2 separate regions of the Homo sapiens genome follow, and region 1 is linked to region 2. Evidence: read pairs that join two places in POLR2A ChIA-PET (ENCODE). Cell type or tissue: IMR-90. All regions are shown on one strand. Each heading gives the region's core, and the rest is flanking DNA. Links, peaks and the distances in the headings are about the cores only.

Region 1 (16,378 bases), core at 5,331-13,330, 1.2 Mb after region 2:
TTTCTTGTTTTTGTCAGGTTTGTCAAAGATCAGATGGTTGTAGATGTGTCATACTATTTCCAAGGACTCCGTTCTGTTCCATTGGTCTATATCTCTGTTTTGATACCAGTACCATGCTGTTTTGGTTACTGTAGCCTTGTAGTATAGTTTGAAGTCAGATAGCGTGATGCCTCCAGCTTTGTTCTTTTGGCTTAGGATTGTCTTGGCAAGGCAGGCTCTTTTTTGGTTCCATGTGAACTTTCAAGTAGTTTTTTCCAATTCTGTGAAGAAATTGGTAAGCTTGTGAAGTCATTGGTAGCTTGATGGGGATGGCATTGAGTCTATAAATTACCTTGGGCAGTATGGCCATTTTCACAATATTGATTCTTCCTATCCATGAGCATGGAATGTTCTTCCATTTCTTTGTGTCCTCTTTCATTTCGTTGAGCAGTGGTTTGTAGTTCTCCTTGAAGAGGTCCTTCACATCCCTTGTAAGCTGGATTCCTAGGTATTTTATTCTCTTTGAAGGAATTGTGAAGGGGAGTTCACTCATGATTTGGCTCTCCGTTTATCTGTTATTGGTGTATAAGAATGCTTGTGATTTTTGCACATGATTTTGTATCCTGAGACTTTGCTGAAGTTGCTTATCAGCTTAAGGAGATTTTGGGCTGAGACAATGGAGTTTTCTAAATGTACAATCATGTCATCTGCAAACAGGGACAATTTGACTTCCTTTTTTCCTAATTGAATACCCTTTATTTCTTTCTCCTGCCTGATTGCCCTGGCCGGAACTTCCAACACTATGTTGAATTGGAGTGGTGAGAAAGGGCATCCCTGTCTTGTGCCAGTTTTCAAAGGGAATGCTTCCAGTTTTTGCCCATTCAGTATGATATTGGCTGTGGGTTTGTCATAAATGGCTCTTATTATTTTGAGAAACATCCTATTAATACCTAGTTTATTGAGAGTTTTTAGCATGAAGGGCTGTTGAATTTTGTCAAAGGCCTTTTCTGCATCTATTGAGATAATCATGTGGTTTTTGTCTTTGGTTCTGTTTATATGATGGATTACGTTTATTGATTTGCGTATGTTGAACCAGCCTTGCATCACAGGGATGAAGCCAACTTGATCATGGTGGATAAGTTTTTGATGTGCTGCTGGATTCAGTTTGCCAGTATTTTATTGAGGATTTTTGGATCGATGTTCATCAGGGATATTGTCTAAAATTCTCTTTTTTTTGTTGTGGTCTCTGCCAGGCTTTGGTATCAGGATGATGTTGGCCTCATAAAATGAGTTAGGGAGGATTCCCTCTTTTCCTATTGATTAGAATAGTTTCAGAAGGAATGGTACCAGCTCTTTTTGTACCTCTGGTAGAACTCGGCTGTGAATCCGTCTGGTCCTGGACTTTTTTTTGGTTGGTAGGCTATTAATTATTGCCTCAGTTTCAGAACCTGTTATTGGTCTATTCAGGGATTCAACTTCTTCCTGGTTTAGTCTTGGGAGGGTGTATGTGTCCAGGAATTTATCCATTTCTTCTAGATTTTCTAGTTTGTTTGTGTAGAGGTGTTTATAGTATTCTCTGATGGTAGTTTGTATTTCTGTGGGATCGGTGTTGATATCTCCTTTTTCGTTTTTTATTGCGTCTGTTTGATTCTTCTCTCTTCTTTATTAGTCTTGCTAGCGGTCTTATCAATTTTGTTGATCTTTTCAAAAAACCAGCTCCTGGATTCATTGATTTTTTTTGAAGGGTTTTTTTGTGTGTCTGTCTCCTTCACTTCTCCTCTGATCTTAATTATTTCTTGCCTTCTGCTAGCTTTTGAATGTGTTTGCTCTTGCTTCTCTAGTTCTTTTAATTGTGATGTTAGGGTGTCAGTTTTAGATCTTTCCTGCTTTCTTTTGTGGACATTTAGTGCTATAAATTTCCCTTTACACGCTGCTTTAAATGCGTCCCAGAGATTCTGGTATGTTGTGTCTTTGTGCTCATTGGTTTCCAAGAACACTTTATTTCTGCCTTCATTTCGTTATTTATCCAGTAGTCATTCAGGAGCAGGTTGTTCAGTTTCCATGTAGTTGAGCGGTTTTGAGTGAGTTTCTTAATCCTGAGTTCTAGTTTGACTGCACTGTCGTCTGAGAGACAGTTTGTTATAATTTCTGTTCTTTTACATTTGCTGAGGAGTGCTTTACTTCCAACTATGTGGTCAATTTTGGAATAAGTGTGATGTGGTGCTGAGAAGAATGTATATTCTGTTGATTTGGGGTGGAGAGTTCTGTAGATGTCTATTAGGTCCGCTTGGTGCAGAGCTGAGTTCAATTCCTGGATATCCTTGTTAACTTTGTCTCGTTGATCTGTCTAATGTTGACAGTGGGGTGTTAAAGTTTCCCATTATTATTGTGTGGGAGTCTAAGTCTCTTTGTAGGTCTCTGAGGACTTGCTTTATGAATCTGGGTGCTCCTGTATTGTGTGCATATTTTTTTTTTTTTTTTTTGAGAAGGAGTCTCACTCTGTCGCCCAGGCTGGAGTGCAGTGGCGGGATCAGAGCTCACTGCATCCTCAAACTCCTGGGCTCAAGCAGTCCTCCTAACTCAGCCTCCTAAAGAGCTGGGATCACAGGTGCACACCTCCATGCCTAGCCAATTTGTAAATGTTTTGTAGAGATGAGATCCCATTGTGTTGCCCAGGCTGATGTCAAACTCCTGGCCTCAAGTGATTCTCCCACCCCAGCCTCCAAAAGTGATGGGATTACAGGCGTGAGCCACCACACCCAGCCAGGAAATATTTTAGAGTCAGAATAGATGAGACTGTTTTCTGTTGTTCTATAATAGCCTCAGATGAGTAATTAGGCAAGTGATGTAAAACCTTTGACTCTTTTCTTTGGGATCAGGTAGAGCCTGCTGATAAGGAGTTCTGATATGAAGGCAAGATTTTCCTTTATTCTGTAAGAAAGAACCTTATCCTTGGAAGTAAGGGGTCAGCAAAAGTTACAGGAAAACAGGAAATTTCCCTTCTTATTCTGCACTACTTTTTTCTGACTTTTCATTTATGGACCTGCTTTAGGAACAGCGACATCTCACTCATGAAAATGTACAGCGCAAGCAAGCCAGGACAGGAGAAGAGCGAGAAGAAGAGGAAGAAGAGCAGATCAGTGAGAGTGAGAGTGAAGATGAAGAGAACGAGATCATTTACAACCCCAAAAACCTGCCACTTGGCTGGGATGGCAAAGTAAGTCTCAGCACTACCACTTTCTCCCCATTCCCCATTTTGGAAACAGATACAGAGTTTAGTAGGCTAACACTTCTTGGTTTTGTTTTGTTTTTTTCTTTTTTAGCCTATTCCCTACTGGCTGTATAAGCTTCATGGCCTAAATATCAACTACAACTGTGAGATTTGTGGAAACTACACCTACCGAGGGCCCAAAGCCTTCCAGCGACACTTTGCTGTAAGGAATTCAGAGCCATTTTTCCTGGGAATTGAAGTAAAAACATGAGACTTTTAGAGAAAAGAGTAGGAGCAGCCTATGTGGACCACTGGTGTCCAGAGCTGAAGGGAATCAGAGAAGGATGGTTTTAAAATCAAGCCCATGGCATTTGACTTTTGGCACCAATGTTAGTCTTAAATACCTGAGATAGTTTCTGGAGGAATTCTACCGCACCACTCTTTGAACCTTATTTGGTTTTCTCTTGCCTGCTCTTAAACTTCTCTGTTTTTGTCTTTCTGCTAGCATTTTAGACCAATTTCTGACTTCTTGGTTATTTCTCTACCCCATTGCTAATACTCAAGATAAAAAATAGGGCTGACTGATCTCTTTCAGATCTTAAATGGATCTTTGCCTCTTGAGAAAATAAAAAATGAAGGGGCTGATATTTATCAAGCCATTCTTGAGACAGGGTATTGTCCGGATGATACTGCTGTAAGTGGGCTCACCTCTAAGTGGGCTCTACTTAGAGTTCTTAGATTTTGGAAGGAAATTTTACAGAAAGGAAAACATTTATGCTAGACCAAGGATGACAAATTTATATGAACTCCTCTCCCCCTCTCTGAGTCATACATATTACTAATTGATAATGGGTCTTTTTTGCTGAGCCCATGAGTGAGTTCTGAATCCTTCTCAGCACCTCCTACAATGATTGGAGTTGGCATCCAGGATAAAGCCCATGCCATTTACCATCCCTTAGTTAAAACTGCCATCATGTCAGTGTATAATCTCCCTGCTCTCTCCTCACCACATCATTGTGCCTAATAAAAGTCTTCTCCTTTACCTACAAAGATGATGCTGACCTGCCATTAGTAACCCCTATTCATGCAGGTGTTTGGAGTTGCTGGGGCTTTGGTAAGTTCTCCTGCAATATGGGAGATGTAGTGAGAGTTGTGATGTTTTTCTGTGATCTTGACCCAGAGGTTTTATGTATAAGACTACTGGGTCTAGAATCTAGGTTTACAAGCCAACCCAGTGAGGCAAACAATGCAGTGCTGCTTTGAAATACCACCCTTTTGTCAGTCACAGCCAGCTGTTTACAAACATGAATCACAAAAGGAATGCTACCTTTAGGTGGAGTCTTGCAAAGGGCCATGTTAGGATTTATGAGTAGAATGGAGTTAGTGCTCTGTGTTCAGCTATTCCCATTTCACATGATCCTTTTGCTTCTCTCTTCTCCCAGGAATGGCGTCATGCTCATGGCATGAGGTGTTTGGGCATCCCAAACACTGCTCACTTTGCTAATGTGACACAGATTGAAGATGCTGTCTCCTGTAAGTAAGATTTATTTACTGTCTCCTAGGCGAGTACAAATGGCTCTACTCCTTCAATTCAGCATCCTAATACCCTGTGTATCCAGGGTTAAAGGCAGTAGGTTGTGGATATGTAAAATCTAGGACAGTTGTATAATTATTGCATTTCTGTTTTTTGTTTTGTGTTTTTTTGTTTTGTTTTGAGATGGATGGAGTCTCGCTCTGTCGCCAGGCTGGAGTGTAATGGTGCAGTCTTGGCCCACTGCAACCTCTGCCTCCCGGGCGCAAGCGATTCTCCTGCCTCAGCCTACCGAGTAGCTGGGACTACAGGCACGTGCCACCACACCTGGCTAATTTTTTTTTTTTTTTTTTTTTTTTTTTTTTTTTGTGACGGAGTCTCACTCTGTCGCCCAGGTTGGAGTGCAGTGGCATGATCTCGGCTCACTGCAAGTTCCACCTCCTGGGTTCATGCCATTCTCCTGCCTCAGCCTCCCGGTAGCTGGGACTACAGGCGCCCGCCACCACACTTGGCTAATTTTTTGTGTTTTTAGTAGAGACAGGGTTTCACAGTGTTAGCCAGGATGGTCTTGATCTCCTGACCTCATGATCCGCCCGCCTTGGCCTCCCAAAGTGCTGGGATTACAGGCATGAGCCGCCACACCTGGCTAATTTTTTGTATTTTTAGTAGAGACGGGGTTTCACTGTGTGAGCCAGGATGGCCTTGAACTCCCGACCTCAGGTGATCCGCCCACTTCAGCCTCCCAAAGTGCTGGGATTATAGGCGTGAGCCACCATGCCCAGCCTTTGTTTCTGAGACGAGTCTCACTCTGTCACCAGGCTGGAGTGCAGTGGCACGATCTTGGCTCCTGCAACCTCCGTCTCCTGGGCTCAAGCAATTCTCCTGCCTCAGCCTCCCTAGTACCTGGGATTACAGGCATGTGCCACCATGCCCAGCTAATTTTTCTATTTTTAGTAGAGATGGGCTTTCATCATGTTGGCCAGGCTGGTTGAGGTGACGAACTCCTGACCTCAAGTGATCCACCCATGTTGGCCTCCCAAAGTGCTGGGATAACAGGCGTGAGCCACCGCGCCTAATTATTGCATTTTTTTTTTTTTTTTTTTTTTTTTTGAGATGGAGTTTCGCTCATATTGCCCAGGCTGGAGTGCAATGGTGCGATCTCGGCTCACTGCAACCTGTGCCTCCTGGGTTCAAGCGATTCTCCTGCCTCAGCCTCCCGAGTAGCTGGGATTACAAGTATGCGCCACCATGCCTGGCTAATTTTGTACTTTTAGTAGAGACGGGTTTCTCCATGTTGGTCAGGCTGGTCTTGAACTCCTGACCTCAGGTGATCTGCCCACCTCGGCCTCCCAAAGTGCTGCGATTACAGGCGTGATCCACCGTGCCCAGCTAATTATTGCATTTTTAAGAGAAATGAATTAGTCGGCAATACTGATTGTTTCTCCTTTGAGAAGAGCTCTGTGCTGAGTATAAACCAGGGCTTTTAGCCTGGGTCTGTGAACTCCCTTTTATGCAAGATTTTGATTGAATGGTTGTATGGATAGTTTTCTGAATTGATTTTAATGTGTTAAATAATGACTGATATAAAGGAAAATATAGAAGTACCCTCAGTAAGCTTGTGTTAGAGGCTATAGAAACACAGCAGCAAAATACCTCTTGAAGAAAGTGAAGCGGAGTGCATGTCAGGGAATGTGCTGCTGAAGCACATAGAGGACCACCGCCAGGCTTCCTGTTTTCCCAGCAGTAGTAGCTTTCTCTGCCATTAACATTTTCATGGCAGCCTTTTCTTTTCTTCTTTTTTTTTAATTTAATTTAATTAATTAATTTATTTATTTATTTTTTTGAGACAGAGTCTTGCTCTGTCACCCAAGCTGGAGTGCAGTAGCGTGATCTCAGCTCACTGCAACCTCCACCTCCTGGTTCCAAGCGATTCTCCTGCCTCAGCCTCCCGAGTAGCTGGAATTACAAGCGCTCGCCACCACGCCTGGCTAATTTTTTTGTATTTTTAGTAGAGACGGGGTTTTAGCATGTTGGCCAGGCTGGTCTCAAACTCCTGATCTCAGGTGACCTACCTGCCTTGGCTTCCCAAAGTACTGGGATTACAGGCGTTAGCCACCGCGCCCATCCCGGCTTTTTATATTCTTTTCAGTGGATCTATGTCACATTTCACTGTTGGCTGATTAGACAGAAGTAAGGTATTTTACCCCCCCATCCCACCCCCCACTGTTAAATTACAGGCACTTTACTCTCAGTTATGTTTAGCAGGCTGTTCAGCTGTTTGGTCAGCTTGAACCTTGGGCTTCCAACTCTGTTGCCCAGGCTGGAGTGCAGTTGTGCCATCACAGCTCACTGCAATCTCTGCCTCCCAGGCTCAAGTGATCCTCCCACTTCAGATTCCCAAGCTGATGGGACTACAGGCTTGTGCCACCATGCCTGGCTAATTTTTGTATTTTTTGTAAAGATGGTGTGTCACCATGTTGCCCAGGCTGGTCTTAAAGTCCTGTACTCAAGCAATCTGCCTGTCTCAGCCTCCGAAAGTGCTGGGATTGCAGGCGTGATCCCCGCCCAACATGCAACATGCTACAACCTGTCATTTGAAACTGTTTATATTGACAGAGATTATCTCTTCAGTGGGACTGCGCTAAGATTCTTTAACTTATATAATTTCTTGACTTCTTATGACAAAGAAAGCAAGTGCTTTATAAAACTATTCTGAGTTTATTTTCTTTTTTTTTTTTTTTTTGTGCCGATGGGGTTTCCTTATGTTGCCCAGGCTGGTCTCAAACTCCTGGGCTGAAGTGATCCTCCCACCTTGGCCCTACAAAATGCTGGGATTATAGGCATGAGGCACTGCACCCAACTTTATTTTTTTATTTTTTATTTTTTTTTGAGACAGAGTCTTGCTCTGTTGCCCAGGCTGGAATGCAGTGGCTGATCTCGGCTCACTGCAACCTTCGCCTCCTGGGTTCAAGCAATTCTTGTGCCTTAACCTCCCAAGTAGCTGGGACCACAGGTATGCACCACTACGCCCAGCAATTTTTGTATTTTTAGTAGAGACGGGGTTTCACCATGTTGGCCAGGCTGGCCTGGAACTTCTGACCTCAAGTGATGCACCCGCATTGGCCTCCCAAAGTGCTAGGATTATAGGCATGAGCCACCATGCTCATGTTAAGAGAATGACTGATATAAAGGGAAAAATAGAAGTGCCCTCAGTAAGCTTGTGTTTGAGGCTATAGAAACACAGCAGCAAAATACCTCTTGAAGAAAGTGAAGTGGAGTGCATATCAGGGAATGTGCTGCTGAAGCACATAGAGGACCACCGCCAGGCTTCCTGTTTTCCCCGCAGTGGTAGCTTTCTCTGCCATTAACATTTTCATGGCAGCCTTTTTCTTTACTTCTTTTTTTATTTCATTTCATTTAATTTCTTTTTTAATTTTTAAGACAGAGTCTTGCTCTGTCAACCAGGCTGGAGTGCAGTGGCGTGATCTCAGCTCACTGCAATCTCCACCTCCTGGTTCCAAGCGATTTCTCCTGCCTCAGCCTTCCGAGTAGCTGGAATTACAGGCGCTCGCCACCACGCCTGGCTAATTTTTTTGTATTTTTAGTAGAGACAGGGTTTTAGCATGTTGGCCAGGCTGGTCTCAAATTCCTGATCTCAGGTGACTTGCCTGCCTTGGCTTCCCAAAGTGCTGGGATTACAACACGTGTGTCTTAAAACAGTCTTTCCTCTTTCCACAACGCCTTACTGCCTTCTTTGAAATCACACTTATCACGTAATTTTTTAAGGGTTAGTCATTAAGAGTCTTTCTAGAAAGAAATCGTGTTCTCTTAGCCATACAGAGTTTGTTTTTGTTCTTGTTTTTTATTTGAGACGGAGTCTCGCACTGTCGCCAGGCTGGAGTGCAGTGGCGCAATCTCTGCTCACTGCAACCTCCACCTCCCGGGTTAAAGCGATTCTTCTGTCTCAGCCTCCCAAGTAGCTGGGACTACAGGCGTGCGCCACCACACCCAGCTAATTTTTGTATTTTTAGTAGGGATGGGGTTTCACCATGCTGGCCAAGATGGTCTTGATCTCTGACCTCATGATCTGCCCGCCTTGGCCTCCCAAAGTGCTGGGATTACAGGCATGAGCCACCATGCTTGGCTCTAATTTTTTTTTTTTTTTTTTTTTTTAAGAATATCATTGGCAGGGCCAGGCGCAATGGCTCACGCCTGTAATCCCAGCACTTTGGGAGGCTGAGGCGGGCAGATAACAAGGTCAGGAGATCGAGACCATCCTAGCTCACACAGTGAAACCCCGTCTCTACTAAAAATACAAAAAATTAGTCGGACGTTGTGGCGGGCGCCTGTAGTCCCAGCTACTTGGGAGGCTGAGGCAGGAGAATGGCGTGAACCCAGGAGGCGGAGCTTGCAGTGAGCCGAGATCCTGCCACTTTACTCCAACCTGGGCGACAGAGTGAGACTCTGTCTCAAAAAAAAAAAAGAATTATCATTGGCAGTTTCATGATTCTTCAATTGTATTACTTTCAGAATTTATCTACTTAGCTGTCTAGGTTAGTCAGTTTCTCCCTATGAATGTTGTTATTGCCACTGTTTTTGATTAGTTGTATTATTTCTACCCATCATGGCTTCCCTTGAACTTTTTAGGTTCACCACATAGCATTTGTAGTTTTATTTCTACCTCAATTTCTACTGCACCCGAACCCAGCCCCTGTCTTCTCTCTCTTTTTCTGAGACAGGGTCTTGCTCTTTGCCCAGGCTGGAGTGCAGTGGTACAATCTTGGATCACTGCAGCCTCTACCTCTTGGGCTCAAGTGATTCTCATGTCACCATTCCTGGCCTGGATTAACTTGTTTAGATCATTCTTTTGAAATTTTTATTTTCTCTCTTGGAGATTTTAGCCTGCAGCAAGAGATTCTGAACTGTCATTTAAGTTGCAGTGATTTTTTTTTTTTTTTGAGACGGAGTCTCGCTCTGTTGCTCAGGCTAGAGTGCAGTGGCGCGATCTCCACTCATTGCAACCTCCACCTCCTGTGTTCAAGCGATTCTCCTGTCTCAGCCTCCCGAGTGGCTGGGACTACAGGTGCACGCCAGCATGCCCAGCTAATTTTTTGTGTGTTTTAGTAGAGGTGGGGTTTCACTTTGTTGCCCGGGCTGGTCTCCACCTCCTGAGCTCAGGCAATCCACCCACCTCAGCTTCCCAAAGTGCTAGGATTACAGGCGTGAGCCACCGCACCCGGCCGCAGTGATTTTTTTTTTTTTTTTAACTTAGAGGGTTTTACTTATAAATTTATTATGTTAGTTATTCCATTGGTTTAGATTTATGATTTTTTTTTAACTGTACAAAAGCTAAGAAAGAGCCCTCTGAAATTGCCACCGGAAATCGCCATTTAGGTGATTGGTCGCACTTTATTAATATTCTTTTTTTTTTTTTTTTTTTTTGAGATGGAGTTTCGCTCTTGTTGCCCAGACTGGAGTGCAATAGCACGATCTCGGCCCACTGCAACCTCCACCTCCCGGGTTCAAGCGATTCTCCTGCCTCAGCCTCCCAAGTAGCAGGGATTACAGGCATGCACCACCATGCCCAGTTAATTTTGCATTTTTATTAGAGATGGGGTTTCTCCATGTTGGTCAGGTTGGTCTCGAACTCCCAACCTCAGGTGATCTGCCCACCTTAGCCTCCCAAAGTGTTGGGATTACAGGCGTGAGCCACCGCGCCCAGCCTTTTTTTTTTTTTTTTTTTTTTTTTTTTTTTTTTTTGACAGTCTCGCTCTGTCACCCAGGCTGAATTCTTGGTTAGATTCTTGAAGGGCTTTGGCAAAGAACATGACAGGGTACTGCCCTGTCACATAGTAAGCACATAACTTCTCCAGTCCTTCCTGATGTGCATATTACCTGGGCTTGAAGACTTCAGCTAATGTTTTTTTTTGTTTGTTTTGTTTTGTTTTGTTTTGTTTTTTTGAGACGGAGTTTCGCTCTTGTTGCCCAGGCTGGAGTGCAGCGGTGCGATCTCGGCTCACCCAACCTCCACCTCCTGGGTTCAAGTGATTCTCCTGCCTCAGCCTCCTGAGTAGCAGGGATTACAGGCATGCACCACCACACCTGGCTAATTTTGTATTTGTAGTAGAGATGGGGTTTCTCCATGTTGGTCAGGCTGGTCTCGAACTCCCAACCTCAGGTGATCTGCCCGCCCACCTCAGCCTCCCAAAGTGCTGGGATTACAGGCGTGAGACACCGCGCCCGGCCTTTTTTTCTTTCTTTCTTTTTTTTTTTTTTTTTTTTTTTTGGCAGTCTTGCTTTGTCACCCAGGCTGAATTCTTGGTTAGATTCTTGAAGAGCTTTGGCAAAGAATATGACAGGGTCCTGCCCTGTCACATAGTAAGCACATAACTTCTCCATTCCTTCCTGATGTGCATATTACCTGGGCTTGAAGACTTCAGCTAATTTTTTTTTGTTTTTTTGAGACGGAGTTCCACTCTTGTTGCCCAGACTGGAGTGCAGTGGTGTTATCTCGGCTCACCCCAACCTCCACCTCCCAGGTTCAAGCGATTCTCCTGCCTCAGCCTCCTGAGTAGCTGGGATTACAGGCATGCACCACCACGCTCGGCTAATTTTGTATTTGTAGTAGAGGTGGGGTTTTTCCATGTTCATCAGGCTGGTCTCGAACTCCCGACCTCAGGTGTTCCGCCTGCCTCAGCTTCCCAAAGTGCTGGGATTACAGGCATGAGCCACTGTGCCTGGCCAACTTCAGCTCATTTAAAGCAATTAGCAAAGAAGGAAAAGTTGATTAGTTGAGCACCTATGTGCCAGGTGCAGAGCTAAGCATTTTATCATATATTGTTTTATTTACTATTCATTCACCCATCTTAGGCTTTAACTGTCTCTCTGTGATATTTCTTCTAATCTTGTCAAGTTTAGATTATTCTGCTTGATGGGAAAGGTGGAAACGCAGGAATCAAGTTCTGTTTTCTCATCATCTATTGATATTTTATTATCTTCCCTCTCTGGCAGTGGACCTGTCTTATGTATTACATGTAGCCATCTGTTCTAAGAGTTCACCTTCCTGACACCATACTTTAAGATTCAAGTTGTTGGCCAGGCACAGTGGCTCATGCCTGTAATCCCAGCACTTTGGGAGGCCGAGGCGGGTGGATCACGAGGTCAGGAGATGGAGACCATCCTGGCTAACACGGTGAAACCCCATCTCTACTAAAAAATACAAAAAAAATTAGCCGGGCATGGGGGCGGGCGCCTGTAGTCCCAGCTACTCGGGAGGCTGAGGCAGGAGAATGGCGTGAACCCGGGAGGCGGAGCTTGCAGTGAGCTGAGATCACCCCACTGCACTCCAGCCTGGGCGACAGAGCGAGAGTCCGTCTCAAAAAAAAAGATTCAAGTTGTTCTTTCCCTGGTTTGTATCTGTTTTTTTCTTGTGTATACTTGTCTGATCACTCCTTCTGAAGCTACAATGATTTTTTTGGATGTCTTTACCTTTTCTCCTTCATAGAGATTGTTATTGAACTATTAGAATTTTTATATTATGAGCTTTAAGAAAGTAAAGTCACTTTCCCCATTATTCTCATAGGTTGTTCCACATTAACCTCCTTCAAGAGTATCAGTTTCTCTGTTTTCGGAGGTCTTTGGTTATATTTGATCCAACTTTTATAGCAAAGCAAGATCATGATGAATTTTGCAGTGGAAAGGGTTTTGTCTATAGGTGGTCCAGAACCAAAACTCTGGTTTGGGGTAGGCAAGAATCTCAAAGGCAGAGTCTTCTAGGGAGCATCCTAATGGCAGGGAGAGAGGATTATAACACTGGATACCCAACAGATGTTCAGTCCATCCTGATTGCTGTTCATTTCTCATCCTGCAGTGTGGGCCAAACTGAAATTGCAGAAGGCTTCAGAACGATGGCAGCCTGACACTGAGGTGGGTACTAATGTGGATGGTGTTAGGGATAGTGTCAAGTGATAGAGAGCTCCCTCACCATGTAGAAAGGAGGTGAAAGATGGTCCCTGGTGTACTGCAGCAGCGAGTAGAATGTGACAATATCTACAAATTGACTTTTCCTTTTTTTTTTTTTTTTTTTTTGACACGGAGTCTCGTACTGTTGCCCGGGCTGGAGTGCAGTGGTGCAATGTCAGCTCACTGCAACTTCCGCCTCCTGGGTTCCAGCAATTCTCCTGCCTCTGTCTCTCGAGTAGCTGAGATTACAGGCGCCCGCCACCACACCCGACTAATTTTTGTATTTTTAGTAGCGACAGGGTTTCACCATGTTGGCCAGACTGGTCTCAAACTCCTCACCTCAGGTGATCCACCCATGCACGCCTGTAGTCCCAGCTACTTGGGAGGCCTAGGCACGAGAATCACTTGAACTGGGGAGGTAGAGGTTGCATGAGCCGAGATTGTGCCACTGCACTCCAGCCTGGGTGACAGAGCAAGACTCTTTCTCAAAAAATAATAATAATAATAATTAGCCAAGTGTGGTGGCGCATGCTAGTAGTCCCAGCTAATTGGGACTGAGGCAGGAGGAACGCTTGAGCCCAGGAATTTGAGGCAGCTGCTGAGCTATGATCATACCACTGCACTCCAGTCTGGGTGACAGAGTAAGACCCTGTCTCTTTAACAACAAAAAGACAGATTGTATTCTGCCATTCAAATTTTGAAATGGGCCAGGTGCAGCAGTTCATGCCCATAATCCCAGCACTTTGGGAGGCCAAAGCAGGCAGATCACTTGAGCCCAGGAATTGGAGACCAGCCTGGGCAACATGGTGAAACCATATCTCTACAAAAAATACAATAATTAGCGGGGAGTGGTGGCACATGCCTGTGGTCCCAGCTGTTCAGGAGGCTGAAGCAGGAGGATTGCTTGAGCCCAGGCTGTCGAGGGTGCAGTGAGCTGTGATCGCACCATTGCACTCCAGCCTGGGTGACAGAGCAAGAACTTACCTCACAAAAAAAAAAAAAAGAAAAAAAAGTTGAAATGGCAAGTGGGAGTACCCAATCTCATGTTCTGCCATGGAGATTTATAGACTAAAATGCCGAGACTCTGTATCATGTATTAGATCTCCTTTGAGGAAAGCATCTAATGAGAGATGATACTCTCATAGCGACAGGGAGATGTCCTTGTTGGTCTTATGATGGTCATCCCAAGCAGCAGGTTTCAGAGATCAAGAATGACATGTATGTAAGGAATGGTACTGACTCACTCCAAGTCCCATAGTAACTGACAATAGCCTCCCTTTTTTTGAGTCAGTGGTTTTCAGTATTTTTTTTCTTTTTGGCAGCAAAACTCTCTTCCACTTGTAATATAGTACTCTGATATATAAAATAGAATCAAGCAGAATTGCCCTGGACATGGGGAAGCTCAGACTTCCTGGCTTCCCTTTCAACCCCTGCAATGGCCTCTGAGCAGAATCCTGGGATTCTTGGGAACCATTTGAAAACTGCTGTTGTAGGTCAGCCTTTCTCAACCAGGGTTCCCCATCTTAAACATAGAGAGCTAAATAAACTATTTTCTCAGATACTCTAATGATGGGTCATGACTGATATCATTCTAGATGTCTACGAGAGAAGTTAATTCATTGCACACGGTGGCTGCTTTGGGGCAGTGGGACTTAATTCTCTTGTGGAACCCCAGTTGAGAAAGGCTTAGATGAATGCCAATCTTAGTGTACCAGAGTATGCCATGGAATCAGGCCAGGATGAGCTCAGGTACTTAGAGATTGGTTCCAAACATTTCTTTTAGGAGAGCTGTCTAACAAAGTGTACCCCTTCCTTTTCAGGAAGAATATGAAGACTCAAGTGGGAATGTTGTGAATAAGAAGACATACGAGGATCTGAAAAGACAAGGACTGCTCTAGTGTTCAGGGATGTAGCTCAGCTTTTGGGCTAGCCCAGGCTTCCCTAAGATCTGCTTTTTCTATTTCTCCCAACCAAATCCTCTTAAAGACCCTTTGCTATGTAGTCTCATGGTCTAGCATGCATCTTGTAGAAACAAGGCATGCTGGCAGATTGCAGGGTTGAGATGTGTTTTATCTGTTTTATATTTTAAAAGATTCTGCCAGAAAATAAAACCAGACCTTGTTCTAAAGCCCAGGGTTATGGACCAACTCAGTGCTTCAGGTCTTAACGCCTCCATACCTCTTCCTCACCAACTTTACTAGTAGCTGAGATTTAATGGGCACCTATTATGCTACATATCATGTTAGGTAAATCTGACCTGACCTCTTTCCCCACCCTCCTTTGTTGCTGCTTCCCTGAATGAGTATTACCCCAGGATGAGGTCTGCCATCAGCTTAGTTAGCCATTGATGCAAATACTAGGGAAAGACTAGGAGGATGAGCCAGGGTTGCTACTAAGGACTAAGTGTCGCACCAAGGTTTGCCTTTTGTATTTGCATAAAGAAAGGAGTTGGAGCTGGGTGCAGTGGCTTGTGCCTGTAGTCCCAGCTACTTGGGAGGCTGAGGCAGGAGGGTTGCTTGAGACTAGCCTAGGTAACATAGTGAGACCCTGTCTCATTAAAAAAAAAAAAAAGGCATGGTGGCACGCACTGTAGTCCCAGCTACTCAGGAGACTGAGGCTAGAAGATCCTTTGAACCTAGGAGTTTGAGACCAGCCTGGGCGATATAGTGAGGCCCCATCTCAAAAAAAAAAAAAGGGGGGGGGGGGGGAGTTGGGCTGTGTTGGAATGGGCCTGCAGCCCAACAAACAAGGGAACTAGGACCGACAGTGACTTCACCAGCTTGCTAGGTCAGAATGAGAGACTGGTGGGTCTGTCTACCTGTTTCTTCTACAAGATCCCTATTTGACTGTAAAAGTAGCTAATACTCACATGTTCTCCAATCCCAGGTAGCCATGGTAGAGTTGGGTAGAGTTGAGCAGCTGCCCCAGGATCCAAATGTGGTGTCTGAAATGGAAAGAACTAAGGCAACCAGGAAGGCACTGATCTGCCTTATAAGCACAGTCATCTGAAAGTCAGGCCTGCTGCAGGACAGGATCCCCCAGAGACCCCATTTGCCTCTCAACACTCAGACCTTCAACTGTTTTTTAATAAATCTACTTTTTAAAAAAATGTTAATCTTTTTCTTTATATTACACATTTATATCTTATTTTTCTAAAAACCTACCAAGAACCAGTGCCGCACTCATCCCATGCAGAGGCAGGCTGGCTAATATATCTACTTTTAAAAATTCCAACTCAGGCCATGCGCAGTAGCTGATGCCTGTAATCCAAACACTTTGGGAGGCCGAGGGCAGCAAATTACTTGAGGTCAGGAGTTGGAGACCAGCCTGGCCAACATGGCGAAACCCTGTCTCTACTAAAAATACAAAAATTAGCCAGGCGTGATGGCATGCACCTGTAGTCCCAGGTACTCAGGAGACTGAGGCAGGAGGATCACTTGAACCCAGGAGGCGAAGGTTGCCATGAGCCGAGATCACGCCACTGCACTCCAGCCTGGGTGACAGCGAGACTCCGTCTCAAAAAAAAAAAAAAAAAAATCCCAACTTGAATTAGCCTTCTGCCTCACACCAATCTTTTGCCCTGGTTATTTCCATGGCAGTAAAGTTTCACCACCCCCACCCCAGTGGCACTGCACTCTAGGTTGGTATTTTCCTTCCTAGTTCAGCCCATCCCTGTGCAACTCATTCCCTTGTGC
Region 2 (16,378 bases), core at 4,166-12,165:
ATTTAACATCCCTGCTCTTTACTTCTCTCACCTCTTTGCATCCTAAACAAACTAAAATCAGGTACATACTTACTGGCTTAGCTATATCCCCACTTCCCTGTAAATGATCCCTATAAATGATCTTTCACACTGCTGCCAGTTATCTCTCCCCACCCCACCCCTCAAAAAATACCCACCCTAGTTGTTTATGTCATTCCTCTGTCTTAAAAATATCTAGTGCTGGCCAGGCACAGCTCACGCCTGTAATCCCAGCACTCTGGGAGGCCAAGGCAGATGGGTCACCTGAGGTCAGGAGTTTGAGACTAGCCTGGGCAACATGGTGAAACCCCGTCTCTACTAAAAATACAAAAAATCAGCCAGGTGTGGTAGTGGGCAAATCCCAGCTACTCAGGAGGCTGAGGCAGGAGAATCGCTTGAACCCAGGAGGCGGAGGTTGCAGTGAGCCAAGATCGCACCACTGCACTCCAGCCTGGGCAATAAGAGCGAAATTCCATCTCGAATGAATGAATGAATGAATGAATAAATAAATAAATAAATAAATAAATAAATAAATATCTAGTGCTGGCAGGGCATGGTTAAATAAATAAATAAATATCTAGTGCCAGTAGGGCATGGTGGCTCACACCTGTAATCCCAGCACTTTGGGATGCCAAGGTGGGCAGATCACCTGAGGTCAGGAATTCAAGATCAGCCTGGGGAACACGGTGAAACCCCATCTCTACTGAAAATACAAAAATTAGACCAGCATGGTGGCACACGCCTATAATCCCAGCTACTCGGGAGGCTGACGCAGGAGAATCACTTGAACCTGGGAGGCAGAGGTTGCAGTGAGCAGAGATATGCCATTGCACCCCAGCCTGGGTGACAGAGCAAGACTCCATCTCAAAAAAAAAAAAAAATCTAGTGCCCTCTACAGTCTCCCCACTAAACTATATGGGGCTGATAATCCCTCAAAGACAGGGACTATCAATAATCTTTGTATCCTGTCAGAAAGTTCTCAATGAAAGGAAGGAAGGAGATGGAGACTTCCAGTAAATGCAACAGGAAACATGGAACATGATCAGGGAGTGAGGCAATTAAGTTGATAACAGATTGTAAAAAAGTGATCTTCCAAATCAAAGGATTTCAAACCAAGAAGTCCAAAAGGTTCCTGCCATTCCACAATGAGCAAAAGATGCTATTTAACAACTGGTATTCATTGAAAGTACCATCCCCACAGTTGTTACAATGAGTAATCAACATAAAAGTAGTATTATCAGCCTGGGGTTTCTCCAACAACCAATAGAAACCACAGCAGCATAGTGAGGATGAAGGCCTTAACCTTTCAATACTAATGCCTACATGACAAGAAAACAAAATCAAGGATGAGGGGAAAATGGTATTGTATGCTTGTTAGCTATACAGGCTCACTCTTTGAGAAATAGGGATCGTATAACAACCATCTCCAGTTGTAACAAAAAAAATACACATTGCAAAAACAGCAGCAACTGAAACCAACCCCAAAGTGAGTTTGTGCTGATGACCCTCTCTAGCCCAGTGACATGCAGTAAGCCTAAAAAGTATACAATTAAGGAGAGAAAAAACTTTAACAGGACAAAACTATCAACTATCCAAATAAGCACATGGTCTACTAGGTGCCTAGTGCTGTAAAAGGTGTTGACAGGCCTCACCCCAGAAGCATGCAGACTTCCAGATTCCCTGCAGTGGAGAGAATCGCCCTTTTATGACAGCTTTGCTTAAGGGCTCTGGGAATGGGAAAGGCACACAGTTCTCACTATGAAGGATGCAGGACGCAAGCCTGTCAGTGACTCAAGCCATTTTCCACTATCCTAACTGCTGCAGAGACTTTCTTATTGGCCCCCTACACACAAAGTCCTACACATGTGCCTTCTTTCAGTTCTCCAGCTAACCTCCAAATATCCCCAGTCTATCATCAGCTACAAAACCTCACGTTATCTGCTCCAGGATGTCCACTCCAAGTCAGAAACAAGGATGTACTCTCATCAAGTCTATAATTCTACTCTAAGGCTATCAGTCCCACATAACAGAAGCTGATTTGCACTTGGCTGTAATACATTGATTTAAAACACAGCACCAGTTCTAGTTCTTCCAGAGGCAGAAATCTACCAAAGCAGGGGTGTGTTGACACAGTAAAGTTTGTCAACCTATTTTATCAAATTAAGCTGGCCCAATTTATTACCTCGGTGCTAGCTCAGTAACAGCAAGAAAACAAAGAGAATCTCAATCTGGTACCAATCCAGGGTTCCAATGTGGGATTCCTGTACAATATTGATGGTCATTCTTGCTACTGCAGTTTCCCAATCAACATTAATGGGTCCCTTACCACTACAAGAGAAAAGGGTACTAGGGTTGGAAGGATCAATGAAGCTATTTAAATGCCTAGAGTTGCTGTGAGAAAAGCTTCAGAGTAAAGCAGTGCAGTGATATGATGATGACATGATGGGAGCTGCTGACTAAGTGAGAAGGCCACTTGGCCCCTGTTCTACCATGAAATTAACTGGATAATAAAACATCTGAGCCAACTGGCCACTAAGCCTGAAGACAGGGCCATCCCTAGAGGACAAGGGGCCAAGAGCTATCAGAGAGGTATTCAGTGTTACAGATAGCCTCTTGTTACCCTCAGTAGCCTTTAAAAGTGAAATAAAATTAAAAGCCAACATCCAGAGCTTTGAATATATGTATTAAGACCCAGTGATTCCACTTGTGGAAATCCATCCTTAAAAAAAATCAGAAATGCACAGAAAAATTTATTTACAAGGATGTTCGTTATCATAGCAGTGAAAAATTAGCAATGTACATGCCCCGCTACTGGAGTATGTTAAATAAATGAACCTTCCATTTGATGGAATTCCATAAAACTGTAAAAAATCATGATGTAGATAAAGGTATAAAGAATGCTCACAAAATAATAAAGAGCAAGACAGAGAACTACAACAACAGATATATATAAAAGCAACATTATATACACATGGATAGAGAAAAGATGACAGAAATACAGCAAAATATGAGCCTAGTAATTTGTAGGATTTCGGTGATTTTATTAGTTTATTTTTCCCTGCTTTCTATAAGGACAATGTAGTCCATCATTTAACATCAGAAAAAAAGTCAAAAAAGTCTTTTTTCCAAGCCAAGTTGAAGAGGGGAAAAAAGCACCCCCTTAAAAAAAGAATTCACTCTCTGAGGGTGTATGTTGGGGTGTGAAAGCTTGTCCTGCTTGACTGTATGTGGTAACAGGGGACAGGCTTCTCAGAAGGCAGACTAAGTGGATGTCCCAAGTAAAGCTCTAAGATAATGAGAAACATGATCTGACAAATGTATCAGAACTAAGAGAACCAAAAAGGACCATGTTCTTTCTCAGTAGTCACTTTTTCCACTTATTCAACAATACTGTTGCTGTTCAAAATACCTGGAACCCCTCATCTGGAACTACCTACAGACTAGTAGTACCATCTTTCCAATGTTTTCAATAGTAGTGCATTTTCATTCTTTGAGATTGGGTTTAATTTTGTCTTGGGTAATATCATCTTTTGACCAAAAATTAGGTATGACTATAAAATGACTATGGAGTTTCTTTTTTTCTTTTCTTTTCTTTTTTTTTTTTTTTTTTTTGAGACAGTCTTGCTCTGTCACCCAGGCTCACCTATGATCTCAGCTCACTGCAGCCTCCGCCTCTTGGATTCAAGCGATTCTCCTGCCTTAGCCTCCTGAGGAGCTGGGACTACAGGCACGCACCACCACACTCGGCTAATTTTTGTATTTTTAGTAAAGATGGGGTTTCACCATGTTGGCCAGGATGGCCTGGATCTCCTGACCTCGTGATCCGCCAGCCTCGGCGTCCCAAAGTGCTGGGATTACAGGCGTGAGCCACCATGCCCGGCGACTATGGAGTTTCTTATGAGGGTCATAACCTGGCACTGAAGAGAAAACCCACAAAAAGCATGCTTAAATAAAAGTATGCAGCATAGGCACCATTGTTAGAATATTTTTTTAACCTCCTATGGTGACTACTGAAGGACATTTAAATATATGAGTTTAGTTCAATTCAATTCCCCCAAATACTCTTTTTATGCTTACTATGTGCCAGGCACTATGCTAGGTAAAGGAGACTCAAGGATAAATGAGACACAGTTCCCGCCTTTAGAAACAGTATCGCTAACATCTATCAGGCTCCTAGTCTGCATCAGATGTTATATTCACTATCTCATTTAATCCCCACAACATCTTGTAAAGTAAATTCTATCATCCCCTTTCTTACAAATGAAAAAACTGAAGCCTATGAAAGTTATAGAAAACTTGACCAAGCAGTAAAGACTAGCAGGAAAATCAAATGTTTAATAAAATAACTAAAACATAATGTGATATGCTCTAAAACAAGTATGTTTAAAGTGCCATGGCAACATAGATGAGGGAGAGAGAATAATTCTACTGGGAATACAAAAACAAAAACAAAACTTACGGAAGGAAAGTGAGACTTGAGCTAGGCATTGAAAGATGAGCAGAAATTTGGTACAAAGAGAAAAAAATAATGGGATTCCAGGCAGAGGAAATAAGACAGTATATGCAAAGGAAGAGAAGGGTAAAATTACATAGGTATGTTGGGGTATACTTCTTTTTTGTTTTTAATCTATCTATTTACTTAAGCGACAGAGGCCGAGCACAGTGGCTCACGCCTGTAATCCCAGCACTTTGGGAAGCCAAGGCGGGCAGATCACTTGAGGTCAGGAGTTTGAGACCAGCCTGGCCAACATGGCGAAACCCCATCTCTACTAAAAATACAAAAAATTAGCCAGGCACAGTGGCTCATGCCTGTAATCTCAGCTACTCAGGAGGCTGAGGTACAAGAATTGCTTGAACCCGGGAGGCGGAGATTGCAAAAAAAAAAGACAGAGAGACAGGGTGTACTCTGTCACCCAGGCTGTAGTGCAGTGGCATGATCATAGCTCACTCCAGCCTTGAAACCCCCAGCTGAAGTAATCCTCCCACCTCAGCCTCCTGAGTAGCTGAAACTGAAACTATAGGCGCACACCATCATGCCCGGCTAGTTTTTTTTTTTTAATTTATTTTATTATTAATTAATTAATTTGAGACAGAGTCTCGCTCTGTCGCCCAAGCTGGAGTGCAGTGGCACGATCTCTGCTCACTGCAAGCTCTGCCTCCCGGGTTCACACCATTCTCCTGCCTCAGCCTCCTGAGTAGCTGGGACTACAGGCGCCCGCCACCACGCCTGGCTAATTTTTTTGTATTTTTAGTAGAGACGGAGTTTCATCATATTGGCCAGCCTGGTCTCAAACTCCTGACGTTGTGATCCGCCCGCCTCAGCCTCCTGAAGTGCTAGGATTACAGGTGTGAGCCACCGTGCCCAGCCACCGGCTAGTTTTTGTATTGTTTTTTTGTTTGTTTGCTTGTTTTTAGAGACAGGGTTTTGCTACTGTTGCCCAGGATGGTCTCAAACTCCTAGCCTCAACTGATCCTCCTGCCTCAGCTTCCCAAAGCACTGGGATTACAGTCATGAGACACTGCACCTGGCCATTATATTTCTGTTTTAAAAGTCAGTTATCTCATAGTCCTATCATAAATTTTTCTTAGTAAAGGCTAGTGAACCACTTTCTCACCACTCTACTTCACCTACCTCTCTGCTTCCCTAATTAATCCCTAATTACCTACTTATCCCAGTCATGGCACAGGTCTGGACTCTGCCAAAAATCAGGACTCGGGCCAATAGTTCAGCCTGTCATACCCATGAGAGAGGTCCATCTGGCCAGAAATCACCCCAATAACTAAGGTTTTTGACAGGCTTGAGAAATATAAGTTAAAGCCCTCCAGAAAAAGCACGAGCAGTGGAAAATATTGCACCCCAATTCTGGATCAAAACACCAAAAATTCATAGGAATTTGGGGATCAGAACTTCAAAAACTTGTACAATGTCTCTATTCTCCCACTGGATTCCCTTCAACAGTTACCCACTAGATGGAGGAATGTCTACAAGCTGAACCATGCCAAGAAAAGCAACAGTCAGTAACTAAATGAAGAGGGGAGCCAATTACCTCTTTCCATCAGCCCTTCTGGAATACACAAAGATATTAAGTGAAAAGAAGAAGGGAAGTAACCATTCACCTTAATCAGGGGGCACAGTGGGTGAAACTCAACCCACAGGAGGATTTGACAAAGGCAATGGTTTGTATCTAACTCTCTGCCTGGCAGCCCAGAATTGGGGGAATAGTTGTCTAAGACCTATAGCAACATTCCAAAAAATGATAAGGACTAAACCAAAAAAACTACATGTCCTCTTTCCAGGAACTTCTCCCACCTGAAAAAGACTCAGGTTGCAGGAGCAAAGAAGAGTTTAAATCTGATCCTTTCTTTGGGTCAACAAGAGAAACTGCTATATATTGTATGTTTTATGCTATAAAGACTATTATACAGTGTATATAAGTGAATGAAGCAAACAATAGTGAATGAAAGATTAGAAAACAGAACTCCATTCAAGGTGAGTAGTAGTGTGGAGAGAAAAGATCTATTACCTTCACTCTAAAGCCCCATACTACAGCTCTTTGTCTCAGAGAGGAAGGTGCATTTACACATATGCTTAGTCAGATGTGGGTATTCTTCCCTTCTTCACATGGTCTCTAGCACCAGAGAGCAGCACTCTTCTCACTCCAGACTCTGGGGCTCTTTGCTGTGTTATTTGGGTTCTGTACCTCTAAGATGAACTCAGAGTGATCCTTCCACCTCAGCTTCCCAAGTAGTTAAGGGTACAGGTGCATATCACCATGCCCAGCTAATTTTTTAACATTTCTGTAGAGATGGGGGTCTCATTATGTTGCCCAGGCTGGTCTAGAACTCCTGGGTTCAAGCGATCCTCCCATCTCAGCCTCCCAAAGTGTTGGGATTACGAGTGCGAGCCACCATGCCCGACCTGTATATCCCTTTATAGCATACAAAGCTCTCCATATATATTTCTTAGAACCAGAGTTCTTCAACAGATAGTGAAAGAAAGTAAAACATCTACATACCCTGGCAAGAAGGGAGTACAGATCTCCTGCCCACACCCTGTCTGCCACTTTCCTCATCCCTGAAAAAACCCAGTTTACTCCTTTCCTCCCTCTACCCCCTCCCACTCTCTCCACACCCCATGGTTGCTCTGGGTCCAGAATCCTAACTACTGATGAAAGAAAAATGGTTTAAGCACCCTCCTCTGCAAATGGAAATAAAACCACTTATTAATTAGAGAAGGGAAAGTAAAAAGATTTCATTCATTTTTCTCTTTAATATCCAAAAAGAGTCCTACATCACATCTGAGTACATTCTTCTCATGTCTGGTCAGTGAAGAATTTGCCCATGATGCAAAGAAAACACTATTTCCTTTAAAACTTTAATAAAAAGCTTCCTCTTTCAAAGTCATTGTTTTACTCTTTACAAAGGCTTACTTTACAATGGGCTTACAAATAGCCCATCAACCTGCATTCCTCCCTCCACCCTCCTCCCCACTCCCAACTCCAGTTCTCTCCAAATGGGACTCTGACTCACTGTAGACACAAGCAACTGGAAAACCTGGCCCAAGAAACATAACTACACCTAGGTGAGGCTGCAGGGCCCTATGGCAAGAGCCCTCCACCCACACTGTCTGGCCACCTCAAAGAAAACAGGGAGTGCCCTGAGCCCTCTGAGCTCAAGAATACAGGGGACATTTCTTACTTGTCCGTTCAAGCAAGACAACAGGCTGTTGCTGAAGTACCTAAGGAGATTCTCTCCTACTCACTTAGGATTGCATTTACAAACTCTATCCCTTCTGTTTAATTGCCTAAACGCATAAAAAATAGGGCCAGCTCAGAGCAGGAGGGTTTTACAGACCCTATACAATACACACCATAATAAGTGCTCACACGATCAGCAAGGACAAAGGGTAGGGAGCCTGAAGCCTTGTAATACCTCTAAGGTTGTTGAGTCCCTCCAGGAACTTCTGATACTTGTAAGCGTTCATGCCCGGCCCAGTTGAGTTGGTTCACTGGCTGAAAGTAGGCACCATGGCACAGTGACAGCTGAGAAGTGAAAGCATGCAAACCGAATGATCTCTACTCCCGCTTCTACTAGCCCCCAAGAACTGGACTTTGACCACATTTACAAGTGACGTCACCAGAGAAGCCTCATTACATTACAGCCTTTTGAGCGCCCTCATTTGTTCCAGTGAGCGGAAATACCTCCCCAGGAGAGGCCAGCCCCTCCTTTGTGCAAATGAGCTACGGGACCACAACCGCCCCTGCCTGTCATCTGCCACCTCATCTGCCACCTTCTCTCTAGACCCCAGCCCAGGCTCCACTGGGATTACTGCTCCTCTTGCTTAAACTCTAGGGAGAGAAGCTTAAATGCTTTTCAGGACACCAGTCAGGGGCTCATTTAACATTTGAGAACAAAATCTTTAAAGGGCCATGCTCACCACAAGAATATCACCACAACAGGAGCTCTTGAGCAAATATTACATGGCAATGAGACAAGTTTTACAAAATAAACAATACTCTGTACTCTCCTTACAGCAGTCATGTTTACGGACTGGAATACAGCCACACAACAGAGGAGGCACTGCATATCAAGGCAGTTCAAGGCAAGGGGAGGGAAGAAGCAGAAACTGTCAAGCTCATTCCCTAACTGTTGAAAGCACAACCATTCAGGGAGACAGGACCCTCTCCATGGATACCTAGAGAGAAAATGCAGCCCAGATATCACCCACATATCCCCAACTCCAGGACACTATTTCACTCTGATTTGTTTCGGGGTTGCTTTAATGTGTCAGTCACTACTGCAAATTTCTTTCTACTGCTGGCCTCAAAAAGATGACCATCCCAATAGTCACAGGTTCTTAGGATAAGCTACCCATATTATAACTAAAGGGGGAAAATCCTGAAATTTCCACAGCATCTTTGTTGTAAGGAACTCAAAATGGCTCATCTGCATTATTAGACTCATCTTTGAAAGTATCTTGTGAAAATAATTGCAACTTTTCATTATCAGATGAGAAAACAGACAGAAGTCCAGCCTGAGCAACATGGCAAAACCCCGTCTCTACAAAAACTCCAAAAAATTAGCTGGGTGTGGTGGTACGTTCCTGCAGTCCCAGCTACTTGGGGAGCTGAGGATGAAGGATCGCTTGAACCTGGGAAGTTGAGGCTGCAGTGAGCCAAGATCACACCACTGCACTCTAGCCTTGGTGACAAAGTGAGGCCCTGTCTCAAAAAAAGAAAAAGTAAATAGACAGAGGTTAAGTAATCTGCCCAAAAGTCACACATCATGCCAATGAGATAGCATGGCAAGAAGCTATGTTCCCCAAATCTGAGCTTGAAAAATTCTTGCTCATCTTACCACAAAAGCCTTGGCATATTAGAAATTCAGGAGCTGTCAATTGAGTCAGATCCCTGGAACAATCCCTCATATGGGAGATACACCCACCACACTGCCACCAAGATTTGAAGTTTTTCAGACAACCTGGCTCACAAGATGCCATTGGGTGACCTAGGGAAGAGTTCACAGCATACCAAATACACTGCTCTGCAAAACTCCCAATTACAGATTGGATGCAGGTGGAGAAACTGTGTAAGTAGCATTGTAAAAACAGAGAGAAAAGGGAGTATGCCCACCTAAAAAGATCAGGCTAAATAATTGTGACAGCTGCTAAGATAATGGAAAGGGGCTGGGTGTGGTGGCTCACACCTGTAATCCCAATACTTTGGGAGGGTAAGGTGGGCGGACTGCTTGAGCTCAGAAGTTTGAGACCTGCCTGGGCAATATAGTGAGACCTCATCTCTACAAAAACTAAAAATGTTAACTAGGTGTGCTGTCCCATGACTGTAGTCCTGGCTACTGGGGAGGCTAAGGTGGGAGGATCACTTGAGCCCAGGAAGTTGAGGCTACAGTGAGCTGTGATTGCGCCACTGCACTCCAGCCTGGGTGACAGAGCAAGACCCCAACTTAGAGGAAAAAAAAAAAAAAAAGATAATGGAAAGGGAAAGTAATAACCAACCCAAGCTTTTGTGCCTTCCAATGCTACTAGTCAGTCAACAGAACCAGCAAGGTACTACTTTGTGCAGATGTGAGTATTAGGAGTTATGGAGAAACACAAATACATGGTTCATTTTTCTCAAAATGCAACTTGATAGGCAAGATTAACAGGTTAAAAAGGAGTTTAGTGCTTAAAGACCGTAAATTAGACAGTAGGATATAGTAAAAAACACAAATATAGATTCTTGTAGAGTCAATCCCAGGATTTCAGAGTCTATCTCAACTTTGCCACTAACTAGTTATATGAGGCAGGAGCCCCAAATTCTTTTTTTGTTGTTTTTGAGACAGGGTCTTGTTCTGTCACCCAGGCTGGAGTGCAGTGGCACAATCTTGGCTCACCATAGCCTTGACCTCCCAGGCTCAAGCGATACTCCCACCTCAGCCCCCCAAGTAGCTGGGACTACAGGCACACATCACTATGCCTCGCTAATTTTTGTATTTTTTGTAGAGACAGTGTTTCACCATGTTGCCCAGGCTGGTCTCGAACTTCTGGACTCAAGTGATCATCCCACCTTGGCTTCCAAAAGTGCTGGGGGCCTGGCGTAAGCCACCATGCCAAGCCCCCAAATTCTTATAAAATACTAAGTCATAGGCCAGGAGTGGTGGCTCATGCCTGTAATCCCAGCACTTTGGGAGGCTGAGGTAGGTGGATCACCTGAGGTCAGGAGTTCGAGACCAGCCTGGCCAACATGGTGAAACCCCATCTCTACTAAAAATACAAAATAGGCCAGGCACGGTGGCTCACGCCTGTAATCCCAGCACTTTGGGAGGCCGAGGCAGGCGGATCACGAGGTCAGGAGATCGAGACCACGATAAAACCCCATCTCTACTAAAAATACAAAAAATTAGCTGGGTGCGGTGGCGGGCGCCTGTAGTCCCAGATACTTGGGAGGCTGAGGCAGGAGAATGGTGTGAACCCGGGAGGCGAAGCTTGCAGTGAGCCTAGATCGCGCCACTGCACTCCAGCCTGGGCGACAGAGCAAGACTCCATCTCAAAAAAAAAAACAAAACAATTAGCCGAGCACGGTGGTGGACCCCTGTAATCCCAGCTATTTGGGAGGCTGAGGCAGGAGAATTGCTTGAAACCCGGAGGCGGAAGTTGCAGTGAGCCAAGATCGTGCCATTGCACTCCAGCCTGGGCAACAAGAGCAAAACTCCATCTTAAATAAATAAATAAAATACTAAGTCTTAACTATTTTTAGGTCATAAACTCCAGTGAGAATCTGATGAAAACTAAGGATACTTTTCCCTATAAAAATATACATATTTACCTACATACAAACTTTTGTTTACAAGTGGAGAAGTATCACATGGACCTCAGCTAAAGAACTCCTGAAATGACCTTAAGACCTCTTCTGTGTCATGATCTGAAAGCAATCAGCATAGTACAATCTGAATTTAAGTGCTGAAAAGAGTCAGATGTAAAGGAATGATCAATCAGCTAAAGAAGAGCTGGTTCCTTTTGCTTTTTTAAAGTCTATTCAGAGACTCTTCCCACCTAAAGAAGGAAAGTCGACTACACAACAGCAATCTAACAACAGGAACAACTGACTTAACCACTTGAACTAAGTGCATTTAAAAGACAACACATGCTAGTTTGTCATTTCCTCTGTGTGTTTCACCATTAAAATTGTTTCATAACATTTATCAGATAAAAATTAAACAAAAACAAGGATGTTTGGAACTATGGAATGAGTGATGGTTCCAAAGAGGCTCTTGGGAAAGGAGGGTGGTGGTGCAATGGTCTGGCTCCAGTTGTATTCTTGGAGACCAGGGATCTTTCCTCAGAGTCACAGCATTTCAAAGAACCATAGTTCAATAACTCTGCATGCCTTTCATGGCTATTCATCTTTTATCCTCCAATGGGTCCCACAAAGGCAAATAGTGAGATGTAACCTCAGGTGGTAAGAGATTCTGCCCTAAGTTCCAGACACAGACAGGGAAACGTGAAAGACTTAGGATCTGGCAGACTAATAGGCATTCTCTGGCCAGCTGCTGACAAAGCGGAAAAAAAGCCCTTCTGTCTCCAACAGCCCTTACAAAGGCACAGACACCTAAGAGCTGAGTGGAACTTGACTGAATGCAGCCAGATCAGGAAGTCCAAGACTACAGTGCCTGAGATGTGGTCCTGAGGGCTTCTGAATCTACAGTGACAGGATGGCTGTTAAAAAAAAAAAATCCCTTACCCTGCTCAAGGACAGAGCCCAGATGAGTCAGGTTCAGGATACTGCTCCTGAAACAGGGCAAGTCTGTCAGCAGACAGTTACTATCGAGGAGAAAGATCTAGACCAATGAGGCGAGAACGAATCATATCTTAGAGTTCCCATAGTTCCCCCAAAGCCCCCTAGAAATCAACACCTTCCATAATTCCTTTGAAGCAATCTTTCTCCTAAAAACAAAGGTCCCCCTCCCATAGAGCACCCACGTATCAGTGTCAGAGAAACTGAACCTGGACAGCAAGATCAAGGAATTCATTCAATCATTCATCCCACATATATCTGTTGAATGCTTACCAGGTAGGAGGCACTGACCTACATGCTAGAACCCAGAACTCAGAGTCTCACCAGAGGGAGAGCAGGACGAAAAAAATATGGCAGTGTCTCGTCCACGGCCATACCACCCTGAACACGCCTGATCTCGTCTGATTTTGGAAGCTGAGCAGGGCCAGGCCTGGTTAGTACTTGGATAGTAGAAATGGCAGTGTCTCCTCAGATTCAAAGATGAGGGTCATGGGGTCATCAAACTAAGGGCACAGCTGACTTCCAACTGCTCACTCTTCAGACAAACCCTGAAGAAATTTAAGAACAGAAAAGGTAACTCTCCTCATATAAATACACTGATTTTCTTTGAGGCAGAACTGACATCCTGACAACCAGTTGCTACTATTATCCCAAAGCAGCTGCTAACCCAGGAAACAGCAAAAATGTCTCCAGTGACTTAAGGAGCCAGTAACAAAAGCAGGTGCCAGGTTCAGGGACCTATTCAGGGAGCAACAAAGATCACTTTCTTCATTGTCTCCCCCTGGCAGCAGTGTCTGGTGGAGAGAAGCGTTGAATTACACCTTGTCCTTCTGGTCTGCTGGACAGAAAATGAGTTTGCCATTTGAAGAAAGGGCTGTCCCCAGGGCCACAGCTGCCTCTGCAGGGCTGAAGAAAGGAAGACAAAAAAAGTCAGGCTTCATACTTCGAAGGAAAGGGCTGAAATGGCAAGACCAAGTGAGGCTTTAAAGGAAATTAAGTGTAGGTCTGGCAAAAAGGGTACGAAGAGCTCTGCTCACCCTGTGGCCACCCCAGGCCTGGGTAATTACTTCACGTGGATTAGACCTATGCTTCACGGCCCAACAAGAGGCTTTAAAAGAGCCCATGCTTTAGGCTACAGACCCTCGAATAAGCTCACTCTCGTTGAGCCTTTTCTTTTTGGCTGTGGGTCCAAGGAGAAATGGTTGGCTCCTTTGAGTCCTTTCCTCCCTAAGGTGCTTATGTAATACTAAGAGATCAAATGAGGTAAGAAGCACTGAGCAACTGAGAGAGAAGGCAAAAACACTTGCTTTTAGGATAAATCTGTACCTATAGGACCTCAGATTCTAGCCCCACCTGAGACTAAGGTTCCCCTCTCAGTTTATAAAATCCCAAAATAACCTAAAAGCCTCACTGCCAGGCATTCTGAGGACCTAGGAAAAGATCAGAGGTAAGAGTCACCTTCCACTGGAACAAGGTTATAGATCTCTAGCAGAGAGATGGAAGGGTAGGAAATTGATTTCCACAAAGGCATATTGAAACAGTCAGGTGTAACAGAGGTCAGGTCAACAGCTTCCTACCACCCGCAAGAACAGTTTCTCTCATCAACTCCATCAAAACCCAGAGGATACAGCTGCACCACTAAGTCAGCTAAAGATCAGTGCCTGCTTAGGAGAACTACATTTGGTTATTCTGAAAAACCTAGTGGAAGAAAAGTGCTTACTGGCTCAACTCACCTGGGCTGTTCTGCCAGCAAATCAAACAAGTCTCTAGAAACATAGGCCACCAACTGCCTTTTTTTTTTTAATTTGTTTAAGTCACTTGGTTTGTGATAAAGTTCTGGTAGCATTCTTTTGTTGCTTTTGAGTAGAGGAAGAAGGCAAAATAAACATTTTTCAAAAGTCAGATTCCAGACACCAAAAATAACATAACGGAATTTTCCTCTGAAGCTGCCTTTTGCTAACAATGAGGCTATATTTAAAAAGAAAGTCCAAGATAGAATGTATGGTGGCACCTCCAGAATGGTAGTGTATGAATTCTGAGGAACTTTTTTACTGTGACGTCTAAGATAAAATTCTGTGGGAGAACATCACAATGTTGAGGAAGTGCTAAAAGCACCTAACAGGGAGAACGTCAATGAGGGTGTCAACATCTGTTTAAAAAGTAGTGGGTACATATGTATCTGCTATACATTTTCTGTACTTGTCTATATGCTTGAAATATACAAAATTAACAATTACAGCAATGTGACTAGAAATATTCCATGGAGTTTAAAAAAGAAAAAAAAATTAAAGCAATGAATCAAATTATCCATCAAATTTACAAGTACACATACCTTTTGAAACAGCAATTCACATTTAAGAATTTTACCTAAAGATATACACTGTGCACGCCGGGCACAGTGTTGCATGCCTGTAATCCCAGCACTTTGGGAGGCCAAGGTGGGCGGATCACAAAGTCAGGAGATCCAGACCATCCTGGCCAACATGGTGAAACCCCATTTCTACTAAAAATACAAAAATTAGCTGAGCATGGTGGTGGGCATCTGTAATCCCAGCTACTTGGGAGGCTGAGGCAGGAGAATCGCTTGAACCTGGGAGGTGGAGGTTGCAGTGAGCTGAGATTGCGCCATTGCACTCCAGCCTAGGTAACAAGAGCAAAACTCCGTCTTAAAAAAAAATAAAAAATATATATATTTTATAAAAGACAAGAATGTGAGTTCTGAATCCTGATCCCAGTACTGCCACTGAACACATACCCTTCTTAATCATTCATATACTCAACAAGCAGTTTTTTATTCACTACCCTGTGCCAAATTTGTAGAGCACTGATGGAAATGAAGAGCTCTCAGTCTCTTTCCTCTCTCAGCTTATAATCTAGTAAGGGAGACAAACAAGTAACCTAACACATAATATGGTACAACTAATGCAGATAAAGATATACAGAAGCAAAGCAAAAAGGAAGCCTAGTGGCCTAGGTAAGGATTTCCAAAGGAGATGATGCTTGAACTGGGACCTCAGGGCCACAGAGAATTAAGAGTGAGGGGAACAGGGTGTTTCAGACAGAGGAAACAAAGTAGAAACATGAGCAAACATGAAGCATTTAAGCAACTCAATTTAATATGGCTAGAATGTAGGGTGCTTTCTACTTCGGAAGAATAATGGCAGGAAATGAAAGCTTTGCATGCCATGCTAAAGAAACCAGATTCACCCCAAAGACAATGGAAACCCATTGCAAGGGCTTCCGAGTGACTATTTTTATAATCAGATTTTAATTTTAGAAAGAGCATTCTGGCAGTAACGAAAAGGAAGGGAGGAAACCAATTAGGACACTATAGATACAGAATCTGAACTAAGAAAGTACTACTGTTATCAAAACAAAGGAAAGGACACAGATTTGAAACGAAATTATACAGCATTTGATCGCTGTTTTATTTGAATTGGGGTCTGGTAGGGTGTATGGACAAAGAGAAGGAAGATTATCAAATGATTCCCAAATATCTCATTTGTGTGCCTGGATAGAAGATAGTACCTTAAATAAAGTAAGGAGTAAGAGAGAGAAAAGCAGGTTTGCCAGAGTGAAGGGTTTCATCTGGAACATGTTGAGTCAAAGACACCTACAGGATATCCAAAAGAAGTCCTCTAGCTCTCAGAGATAAAATCTTGGAGCTCGGAAGAGAAAACTGGCCCAGAGTCACCACAGCAGTTGAAGCCATGAGTACAAATAAGATCACTCATGAAAACTATGTAGAGTGCCAAGGACAAAATCCTAGAAAGTATCTTTCTTTAAAGGTGAACAAAGGGAAGATAAATACGAAAATGAGGAAGAAAGAAAATCAGGAGAGGATAAAATCACAAAAGGTTAGGGAAGGAGAAACTTTTAAGGAGAATGGAGTGTTTCATAGTGTCAAGTACCACAGAAAGGTCAAGTAAGATCAGAGCTGAAAATTTACCATTGGATTTGGCAATTAGGAGGTGACTGGTGACCTTGACAACTGCAATTTCAGTGTAGCAGAGAGGGTTGGAAGCTAAAAGGCAGGTATATACCATTCTTCAAGAATCTTGGAGGAA

Evidence for each region. Peaks named below come from ENCODE experiments on the same cell type or tissue, not always from the same donor. Only the 100,000 strongest peaks of a DNase experiment are listed, where the experiment ranks them.
Region 1: POLR2A ChIA-PET joins it to region 2 with 13 read pairs; 2 of 35 experiments call an interaction of 5 or more read pairs at or near these places.

What each region holds. Positions count from the first base shown.
Region 1 is chr1:37,956,389-37,972,766 of GRCh38, reverse strand. SF3A3 (splicing factor 3a subunit 3) reads left to right here. Exons shown (of 17, transcript NM_006802.4): 13 at 3,032-3,196; 14 at 3,303-3,413; 15 at 4,633-4,723; 16 at 12,592-12,647; 17 at 14,504-15,792. The coding sequence ends at 14,581. Among named protein-coding and RNA genes, the nearest start is that of INPP5B, 18 kb to the right of the region's middle. In IMR-90, for the core only: no CTCF peak of the experiment used is centred there; no DNase peak of the experiment used is centred there; H3K27ac peaks cover 168 bases.
Region 2 is chr1:39,150,593-39,166,970 of GRCh38, reverse strand. It overlaps a transcript of MACF1 not described here and the pseudogene RNA5SP44. Among named protein-coding and RNA genes, the nearest start is that of MACF1, 46 kb to the left of the region's middle. In IMR-90, for the core only: a CTCF peak has its summit at 5,973 (motif pointing right); DNase peaks (open chromatin) are centred at 8,160, 8,530 and 11,930; H3K4me3 peaks cover 1,212 bases; H3K27ac peaks cover 3,757 bases.